2 separate regions of the Homo sapiens genome follow, and region 1 is linked to region 2. Evidence: read pairs that join two places in POLR2A ChIA-PET (ENCODE). Cell type or tissue: A673. All regions are shown on one strand.

What was found. ChIA-PET counts read pairs that join two places held together with the same protein. Peaks named below come from ENCODE experiments on the same cell type or tissue, not always from the same donor. Only the 100,000 strongest peaks of a DNase experiment are listed, where the experiment ranks them.
Region 1: POLR2A ChIA-PET joins it to region 2 with 5 read pairs; 2 of 35 experiments call an interaction of 5 or more read pairs at or near these places.

Annotation. Positions count from the first base shown.
Region 1 is chr2:161,414,573-161,419,572 of GRCh38, reverse strand. TBR1 (T-box brain transcription factor 1) reads right to left here and starts at 3,276. Exons shown (of 6, transcript NM_006593.4): 1 at 2,471-3,276; 2 at 1,743-1,897; 3 at 1,251-1,372; 4 at 523-681. The coding sequence starts at 3,162. RefSeq lists enhancers at 2,528-3,150, 4,912-5,000 and silencers at 4,572-4,621, 4,692-4,861. In A673, no CTCF peak of the experiment used is centred here; no DNase peak of the experiment used is centred here; H3K4me3 peaks cover 855 bases.
Region 2 is chr2:161,598,420-161,603,419 of GRCh38, reverse strand. No RefSeq gene overlaps it. Among named protein-coding and RNA genes, the nearest start is that of SLC4A10, 23 kb to the left of the region's middle. In A673, no CTCF peak of the experiment used is centred here; no DNase peak of the experiment used is centred here; H3K27me3 peaks cover 490 bases.

The sequences.
Region 1 (5,000 bases), 180 kb after region 2:
GATTTATTGTAGTTTTCACATATATGAATGTGTATGTTCTTTTGATCTCCCAGAACAGTGATGTTTGTTCATTTCAGCCATCAGTTCTGAGATGAAAAAAAGAGAGAGAGAGAGAAATTTTTTTTTAGATGCCAAAGCTTGCCAAGAATAAAATGCACGGGGAAATCTGCTTGTTTTCTAAAGGAAAGAGAGAATTTTTTTTTAAAGTAGATTTTAATCTGTTCTAGTTCAAAGCCCAAATTAAAACTCCCAAAAGAAGAGTCTTTAGAAATCCTGGCCACCTCAAAGGTGGCCCGGGTGACCAGCGACGAAAACAAATAGAAAGCTTTTTCCCACCGGCTTGGTATTTAGGAAAGGTGCCGTGGGCAGGCCCCGAGCCCTAAGCCTTAAAACGCACAGCGGAGCCAGCTGTTGCTGATGTTAGCGCTGCTAGTACCCTAGCCTTGCATGGCGGGAGAATGTGAGAGGGTGGGAGAGATGTCTGTGCCGCCCGCCTCGCCCCCAGCCCCTAGGTCTCCTTACATCCGTGTTCTGGTAGGCGGTGACGGCGATGAACTGAGTCTCAGGGAAAGTGAACGTCTGCACGCGGCCGGGCTGGCTAGTGTCCTCCGTGCCGTCCTCGTTCACTTCCACCACATGCAGGCGGGGCTGGTACTTGTGCAAGGACTGTAAAACCACCATCTGTCCGGCGGGAAGAAAGGGGAGCGCCGGGTGGCGTGTTAACGCGGTCGCTGTGCGCGTGGCTGTGTGCGCCCGGCTGCGCGCCCGGGCCGGCGGAGGCAGCCTGCAGCCCGCCTTCCAGGCTAACTGACCGCGGGACTCGCCTGGCTGGCGGCTGGCTGGCTGGGGCAGACCGGCTTTCGCACCTCTGGGAGCGAAGATAAGCCGGGGCACCGGAAAAAAGGGGGAAGCCGACCGCCCGATCCTCAGGGCCCTTCTCCTAGTCCTCCTGTAAGGAGGAACAAAGATTTCCACAACCTGCAGATCTTGTGGGGTTTCTTCTCAAAATCAATCAGTATTAGTACTTGGGAAGGTCGGGCACTCCAAAATTGGGCCGACGGAGGTGTTGCCAATGAGAACAACTTTACAGATTTAATATAAATTTGGAGGGTGGAAATACAATTTTTAAGTCTTTTTAATGAAGCAAAGAAACGTGTATCCAGTTCCATATGCTGCTTTACACTGACGAACTGGATGTCAGGGAGGAAGGGGTGAGAGAGAGAGAAAACACGAGCGCTTGAGCCACTGACCTGCCCATTGTTATTTGAAGCTCCTTTGTTGTTCGTAAGTTTTAATTTTCCAAAAGAGATTTCTTGGCGCATCCAGTGAGCCCCAGTGTTGGGGGAATCCGGATGCATATAGACCCGATTTCCTAGAGAAAGAAATACATTGTTTACATATGCCCCTGGCACTGCCCAGTCCCAGCTCCTCACCACGTAGGACACACACACACACACACACACACACACACACACATACACACACCTTACTCCACCATGAAGCCCATTAACTGGGGCTTTTTTAGGCCATTCTTTCTTCCTATTAACTGGGGGTGATTAAAATAGCTTTTGCATAATCCTCCCCCTTCTCGCAGCTCAGTCTGTCCCCCTGTCCCCCTCGTTTCCTTTTAGAAGTCATTGGCCGATCGTTTTAAAAGTCGCTCGAGCCAGTCCACAAAGGCTTTAATTAATCATTCTCACCTAAATAAGTGTCAAGAAAATGTGTTAATTGGAAGGACTTGCCTTGCACATTGGTGTCCGCTTTGCCGCAAGGAACCCATTTGCCTCCTTGAAACCTCCAGTGATTGGGATCCGCCAAAATCACATCCACAAAAATATTGTAATGAGCCGTGGGATCGAGACCAGAAATGTTAAAACTTAAAAAAGGAAACATGCGCCTATTTAAATTAAGGGGTGGGGGGAGAAAACAAGGAAAAAAGAAACATAAATGTTAAAGATTAAATGCAAGAAGCGGGGCGCCAGTTAGCAAAGCAAAACTTGTACTTGCAGCAAATAGGCGAATATTTGCTGGATTAGAAAAAGGGTGGTGGGAGAAGAAAAGAAGTGCAACCCAAATCAGGGAGAGCGGCGGGTGAGCTGGAGTGGGAAGGTGGCAGTTATCACTGCCCAGGTGGAGAGCGAGGTTGGCGACCTGCGTCTCCACCTGTCCGTGCATGCCAGTGTTGATGCGTCCCTCCCATCGCCCAGCCGCTGGCCAGGGCTCTTCCTTTTTCTTGCCTTCCTCTGGCCACTGACTGGCTCTCCCACTATGTTCCTAGAACGGGGTCCCCCCCACCAACATCACCCTGGCGGTTATCCCTTCCACTTTCCCCCTTTCCAAAACTAGCCAACTCTAGGGCGCCTTCCACTCCGCTCCCGACCCCAAATCGTCGCTGCCGCGGCAGTCACAGCCTAGGTGCACTTGTCCCCGGCTGCGCCTAGAGCAGCGGCAGCCAAAAATGTAGTATTACCTTCCCTGTTTGGTGATGATCATCTCCGTTTGGTGCCGGTGAAATTTCAGCCAAAGGGGCCTGTTGCACAGGTACACCTGTGCTTTGCCGGGCACCAGCCCCGGCTGGGTGGAGGAGAACTGGTAGAACGGAGCTCCTTGGTAGGAGTGGCCGTACTGCTGTGGGTAGGGGTAGCCGGCCGTGGGGTATCCCTGCGGCGAGGAGTTGGACAGGAGGCTGTTGTAGGCTCCGTTGGTGATGACCGGGTGGTGGGCCATGTAGCGGCTAGGGCTGCCGATGGAGAAGGCGGGGTGCGCCGGTCCGTGCTGGCCGGGGTACGGGAACATGGCACTGGGAGCAGTGGCCGCAGACTGTGGCTGGCTGGACTGAGAGAGGAGGTAGCGATCTGCAGCAGAGCCATCGAAACTGTGACGAAGCTCAGAGACCCCGTCCAAGACAGGAGAGAGTTTACTTCTCTGGACGTCCCCTGGTGAGTCCTTGGAGTCAGGAAAATTGTCTGTATCTGACTGATTCGTCATCCCCCTGGTAATTTTTTTCAAAGGTGAACTTCTCTCCAGGTTGTCAGTGGTCGAGATAATGGGATGATCGTGCAAGACAAGCTCGGATCCGCCTGAATGTGGGTAGCTGCTGCTCACATTGAGAAATTTCTTGGAGAGCATGATAGAAGGAGAAAGGCAGTGCTCCAGCTGCATAGCTCTAGAACCTGAACACTCGCCCTCCCGTCCCTGGTTTTTAAAGTCCTATTTATCATAAACTAGAAATCCACAGACCCCCTCACTAGACAGAAAGCACTTCAACCAGCAAATGCTTCTCAAAGGTTTGATTTACTTTTTTTTTTCCCTGGGAGAAGAGATTGGCCAATTGACACTATGCAGCAATCAGAAAAGGCTCACTTTTGATCTTGCTGCTTGTGCAGCCGATGAAACGGCTCCTGCCATTGGTTAGCTGCTGACAGTAATTTAATTAGATAGACATTAATTAGGATAATCACCTGGCTCCTGGTAGCGACGATCATGGCAAATTGAAGGGGATGATTTTATTGTTGGCTTGGGGGGTGGGGAATGTGTGTTGGTTTACGTGAGCACTGTTGTGTCACCTTTAAGCTCTGTGACCACTGCTTTAGGAAGATTCAAAGATGTGGAATTTACTAAACATTTCCTACCTTCCCCCCCTTCCCCCCTTTAGAGCGGAGGGGCGGAGGAGGGAATTCGACGATGCTAGGAGACTTTTCGGATCTGAATGAGCCAAATATTCAGTTGAATGTAACGATTTCAAGTGCAAAGTATACAAAGCGCGAGCCGGTGGCCTCTTCTCGCCCTGTAAAAGTTCCAGAGTCTGTCTTTTCCAGCTAATACAAAAGCACACAACACCTGAGCTGGTGCTTTGTGAGCAGATCCTACATGTCCTCGGCGCCCCCACCCCCACCTTTTAAACTGCAAACATAAATAAATAAATCCCTGCTGCTGAGAGCCACAGCGACAAGCAGAAGGGGGGAGGAGAGGGGGCGAAAAGCAGCAACTCACCCACCAATCCACCCACCTCAGGAAGGTTCGGTTTCTTGGTTGAGTACAGAAACAGTGACAATCTATGATCTCCTTTTTAAGTTTTGAAATAATCATAAGCTGTCGGGCTGAAATGCCTTAATGTATTTGCAGTGATGTTTACCGGCTCTTTATTAAATATTTTATCAGCGCACTTGGTTGCAGATTATCTGAAGAACATCTAACTGGGGGCAGGCGCCATGCATCCTTCTCGTCCCTCTGCATTTCCTTCTCTCTGAGGTACTGGCTTGGCGACAGGTTCAAAAGCCTCGCCAGGAAAAGAGAGGGCCGAGTCCCCGTGCAAATGGGCTCGTCAGAAGCGCTGATCTGGGGAGACAGAGTGGAAGTGGTGTCAACACAGTAATCGCTACTGAAAACGTGTGTGTGTGTGTACGTGTGTGTGTTTAATGTTTATATAATCTGGAGGGGAGAAAAAGCATCCATGCCAATAATTTTTAAAAGGAAAAAGAATCTAAAGAGGAATAGAAAAAAACCAATTTAAAAAGATGTTGGCACAAATAAATAGCACGAGGCCCGAAGAGACCCCGAGGTGTAGGGAGGAAGTCTCCCAGCACCGGCTCTACAGAGGAGCCCAGCCCTCGGCCTGAGCCAGAGGGCCAAGAGCGGCAGAGGCTTTTTATCTGCCCAAAGCTGCCTCCCGCGGCCCGGCGCTCGCTGACCTGCCCTCCCGCGGCTTTCCTCCCGGACGCCGAGCCGCGCGGGAATGAGCAGGAGGAGCGCCGCCCAGAGCTCCGCTCGGCCCCGAGAGCTGGCCGGCCCGAGGGCGGGCTCCGCCCGGGAGACTGAAGGAGCAAGGGGTGAGCTGCGTCTGGCGCAGACCCCAGGGGCACACGCTCTTCCCGGGCTGGAGGAGCGGCCTGGGCACCTCAGCCGGGGGAGCCTCTGGCTTCGAGCGAGCGCGTCTGTCCTACCCGGGCCGGGGCAGCTCCCGGAGTGAGAGCAGCGCCTGGGGACATTGGGTGGGTCCT
Region 2 (5,000 bases):
ATACTGTATTTTGCTTAGCCACCCAACTGTTGATAGACATTGTGGTTGTTTCCGCTTTTTGGATATGGTGAATAGTGCTATGAACATTTGTTTACAAGATTTTGTTTGAACATCTGTTTTCATTTCATATGAGTGTTTACCAAGGAGTGGAATTGCTGGATCATATGGTAACTGTAAGTAGGACTTTTTGAGGAATTGCCAAACTGTTTTCCACAGAAACTGCACAATTTTATATTCCCACTAGCAACGTATGAAGTTTACAATTTCTCCACATCTGCACCAACACTTGTTATTTCCCATTTTTTAAAATAGCCATCCTAGCAGTGGAAAACAACATCTCATTGTGGTCTTGATTTACATTTCTGTAGTGACTGATGATGTTGAGCATCTTTTCATGTGCCTACTGGCCCATTGTATATCTTCTTGGAAGAAATGTCTATTTATGACTTTACTCATTTTAAAAACTGGGTTGTCATTTTGTTGTTGAGTAGTTAGGGTTTTAACATATTCTGTATACTAGTTCCTTACCTGATACAGGATTTGCAAATATTATCTCTGATTGTGTGGGTTGTCTTTTACTTTCTTGATAGTGTCCTTTCATGAACAAAAGTTTTTGATTTTGATGAAGACCAATCTGTTTTTTTCTTTTGTTGCTTGTGTTTTTGTTGTCATATCTAAGTAGCCAAAGCCAAACACTAGGTCATGAAATTTACTCCTACACTTTCCTCTAAGTTTTATAGTTTAGCTCTTACCTTTAGGTCTTTGATTAACTTTAAGTTAATTTTGTATACGGTATGAAATAAGAGTCAAACATCATTCTTTTGGGTGGGCGCAGTGGCTCATGCTTATAATCTCAGACCTTTAGGAGGCCAAGGTGGGTGGATCACTTGAGTCCAGGAGTTCAAGACCAGCCTGGGCAACATGGTGAAACCCCGTCTCTACCAAAAAAAAAAAACAAAAAAACAAAAAAAAATCATTCTTTTTATCAGAAACATTTTTATTGAGATCATGTTCATGTAATATAAAATTCACCAGTTTTAACTTTTAAAATAGTTTTTAGCATATTCACAATGTTGTGCAACTACAGCACTAATTCTGGAACATTCCATCACACCAAAAAGAAGTCCCGCTCCTAATCACTGGCAACTACTAATCTCTAATTTCGTTTCTGTCTCTGTGGATTTGCCTATTCTGGACATTTCATATAAATGGAATCATACAATATATGGCCATTGTGTCTGGCTTCTTTTATTTAGCAGAATGTTTTCAAGGTCATCCATGTTGTAGTATGTATAGCTATTTCATTTCCTTTTTATCAGTGAATAACACAGCATTACATGGATTTTTATTCATGTAATTCATCAATTATATTCATCAATTAATGAACACTTTGGTTGTTTCCACTTTTGGCTATTTTGAATAATGCTGTTATGAGAATTTACAGACAAGCTTTTAGCTAAAGATATATTTTCCTTTTGGCGGAGGTATATACCTAAGAGTAGAATTGCTGGGTCATATGGTAAGTCTACATGTAATTTTTGGGAAACTGTCAAACTATTGTTCAAACTGGCTCCATCAGTTTAAGTTACCACCAGTAATACATGAGGATTAAATTTCTCAAGAGTTAAATATCATTCTTTCATATGTGGCTATCTGGTTGCCCCAGCATATTTATTGAAAAGACTATTCTTTCTCTATTGAATGATTTTGACATACTTGGTCATCTTTGTCAAATGGCCATATATGTATGAGTCTATTTCTACACTCTCAATTTATTACATTTATATAGACATATGTCTATTCTCATATTCGTACCACATTGTGTTGATTTCTGTAGCTTTGTAGTCAATTTGAAATGTGAAAGTATGGGTCCTCCAACTTGGTTTTTTTTCAAGATTGTTTAGGCTATTTAGAATCCCTTATTATTCTATATAAATTTGAGGATCAACCTTTCCATAAATGCAAAAAAAAAGGGCTATTGAAATTTTGATAGGGATTGCAATGAATTATGTAGATCACTTTGGGAAGTATTGCTATAGTAACAACATTGTCTTCCTCAAAAGTATTCCACTGAAATGAGAGAAAACATAAGAAAAGAATAAATCCATAACCATGTTACAAAACAGAGAAGAATGGATGAGAATGGATGAGAAAATATGAGGATGAGAATGGATGAGAAATGTGAGGATTTTCTGGAAGCCAAAAGCTAATGGGATCAGAAAAAGAGAGCAATCAGAGCAGAAAAACCACAACCAAAGTAGGTGTGGCTGAGAGCTACTGAGAAGGTAGCATTCTTAAAGATTTTCAAGAAAAATTCTGGGTTAACAATCCAAGCAAAAGCCGACAGTAGACAAGCCAGCATTTGTCAAACCTGAATATGAACACAATGCACTTATTTCTTATTAAATATGGTTCTTACTAAAATACAAATTCTGAGGTGAAACCTGAGATCCTGCAGTCCTAAAAAGCTCCTCCCAGGTGATAGGAATGCTACTGGTTCACATATAACACTTTAAGTCTGAAGGACTAATCCAGTGCACATTAAAAATCACCTGGGGAGCTTTTTAAACAATGCCTCTGTGCAGGTCACAGGCCTTACCATTTAAATCAGAATATAGCAGGATGGGAACCAGGCATAGGTATTTTTTAAAGACCCAGGGTGATTCCAAAGTGCAGAACAATTTGAGAACCACTAGACAAATCAACAGTAAATTTAAAGACTACCTGATATAAGCTGACTAAGATACACTCTTCTCATCTCCCTTCTTGTGAACACAAGGCAGATACTTAGGCGATTTTCACTGTGATAAAGCTATGATAGTTATTTAAACAAAGTGGAGACCCACCAGATTAGTAGCGGCAGGAAGAAAGGAGAAGGCATGGCTCCTAATCTATATATAAGAACTGGAGAGAGAAGCAAAGCAGAAACCAAGAAAGTTGGCTCCAAATCATGACAGAGATTAGGAAAGAGGCACACACTCAAAAATGAAAGACCTTAAAATGCTTCATCTCCAGAGAAAAGCCTTCTTTACTAATACTTCTTTGCCCACTCTCCAGCCACATATATGACTGCAATTGATCCTGATGAATATATTTGTAACACATTACTGACAAAAAAATTAGTATCTAAAAAAAAGAATTGCTAAAAGAGCAGAACCCAATTTTTTAAAAAATGGGCAAAATCCAGGAATTTCTCCAAAAATGAAACACAAATGGCCTGTAAATATAACAAAAGCTGCTCAGCCTTGCTAGTAATCAAGTGAATGCAAATTAAAAGAAGGTACAATTTCATATCCACAACACTGGCAAGAAAAAATTTAATAGAAATTACGAAGTGTTGGGAAGGATATGAAGCAACAGGAATTTTCATTCTTTACTGCTGACTATGGAAATTGACACAATCATTTTGGAAAACAGTGTAGCTTTACTTAGTAAAACTGAACTTCTTAATATCTTATAATCCCACATTCCATTGTTAAGAATATGCCTTACACTCCAGCCTGGGCGACAGAGCAAGCAGAGCAAGACTCTGTCTCAAAGAAAAAAAAAAAAAAAGAATATGCCTTACAGAAACTTTTGTCTAAGTGTGCCAGTAGAAATGTACAAAAATGTTCATGGCAGCAAAATTTATAGTAGCAAAAAGCTGGAAATAACCTTTATGCCTACTGAGAGAAGATACAGATGGGAATAATTATAATGAAAATGATGATAAGTAGCTTTGAAGCTATTATTATTTGCCAAGCAATATTCGAGAACTTTATACATATTATCTCATTTAATTCTCACAACTATATGAGATAACACAATTGTTATCTTCATTTTAAAATGAAAAAAAAAAACTGAACAGAGAGAATTACAGACATGCCCAAAGCATTAATTGGTTGAGTCATCATTTAATCCAAAGCCCGAACTCTTTTTTTTAATTCAACTGTTATTTTGGATACGGGGGCACATGTGCAGGGTTATTACATGGGTATATTGCATCCAGGTACTGAGTATAGTACCCAATATTTAGTTTCTCTGTCCACACCTCTCTACTGCACTCCCTCCTCTAGTAGTCCACAGTGTCTACTGCTCGCATGTTTATGTCCATGTGTGCTCAAAGTTTAGTTCCCACTTGTAAGTGTGAACACACAGTATTTGGTTTTCTGCTGCCGCATTCATTTAGGATTATGGCCTCCAGCTCCTTTTATGTTGCTGTGAAGAACATGATTTCATTCTTTTTTATGGCTGTGTAGTATTCCGTGATGTGTATGTACCACATTTTCTTTACCCAATCCACCATTGATGGGCATCCAGGTCAACTCCATGTCTTTATTATTGTGAATAGTTTGGTGGTGAATATACAAGTACAAGTATCTTTTTGGTATAATTATCTATTTTCCTTTGGGTATATACCCAGTAATGGGATTGCTGGATTGAATGGCAGCTCTGTTTTAAATTCTTTGAGAAATCTCCAAACTGCTTTCCACAGAGGCTGAAGTAATTTATATTCCCACCAGCAGTATATATGTGGTTCCTTTTCTCTGCAGCCTCGCCAGCATCTGTTGTTTTTTGACTTTTTAATAATTGCCATTCTGACTGGTGTGAGATGGTATTTCATTGTGGTTTTGATTTGGACTTCTCTGATGATTAATGACAAACATTTTTTCATATGTTTGTTGGCTGCTTGTATGTCTCCTTTTGAAAAGGGCCTATTCTTGTCCTTTGCTCATTTTTGATGGGGTTATTGGTTTTGGCTTATCGATTTGTTTAAATTCCTGTTGCTTCTGGATATTAGACCTTTATCAGATGCACAGTTTGTAAATATTTTCTCCTATTATGTAGGTTCTGTTTACTCTATTGATAGTTTTGTTTTTCTTTTTTGCTGTAGAGAATCTCTTTCATTTAATTGGGTCCCACTTGTTAATTTTTGTTTTTGTTGCAATTGTTTTTGCAAAATTAGCCAAAAATTCTTTACTAAGACCAATGTGGGGAAGGGTATTCCCTAGGTTTTTTTC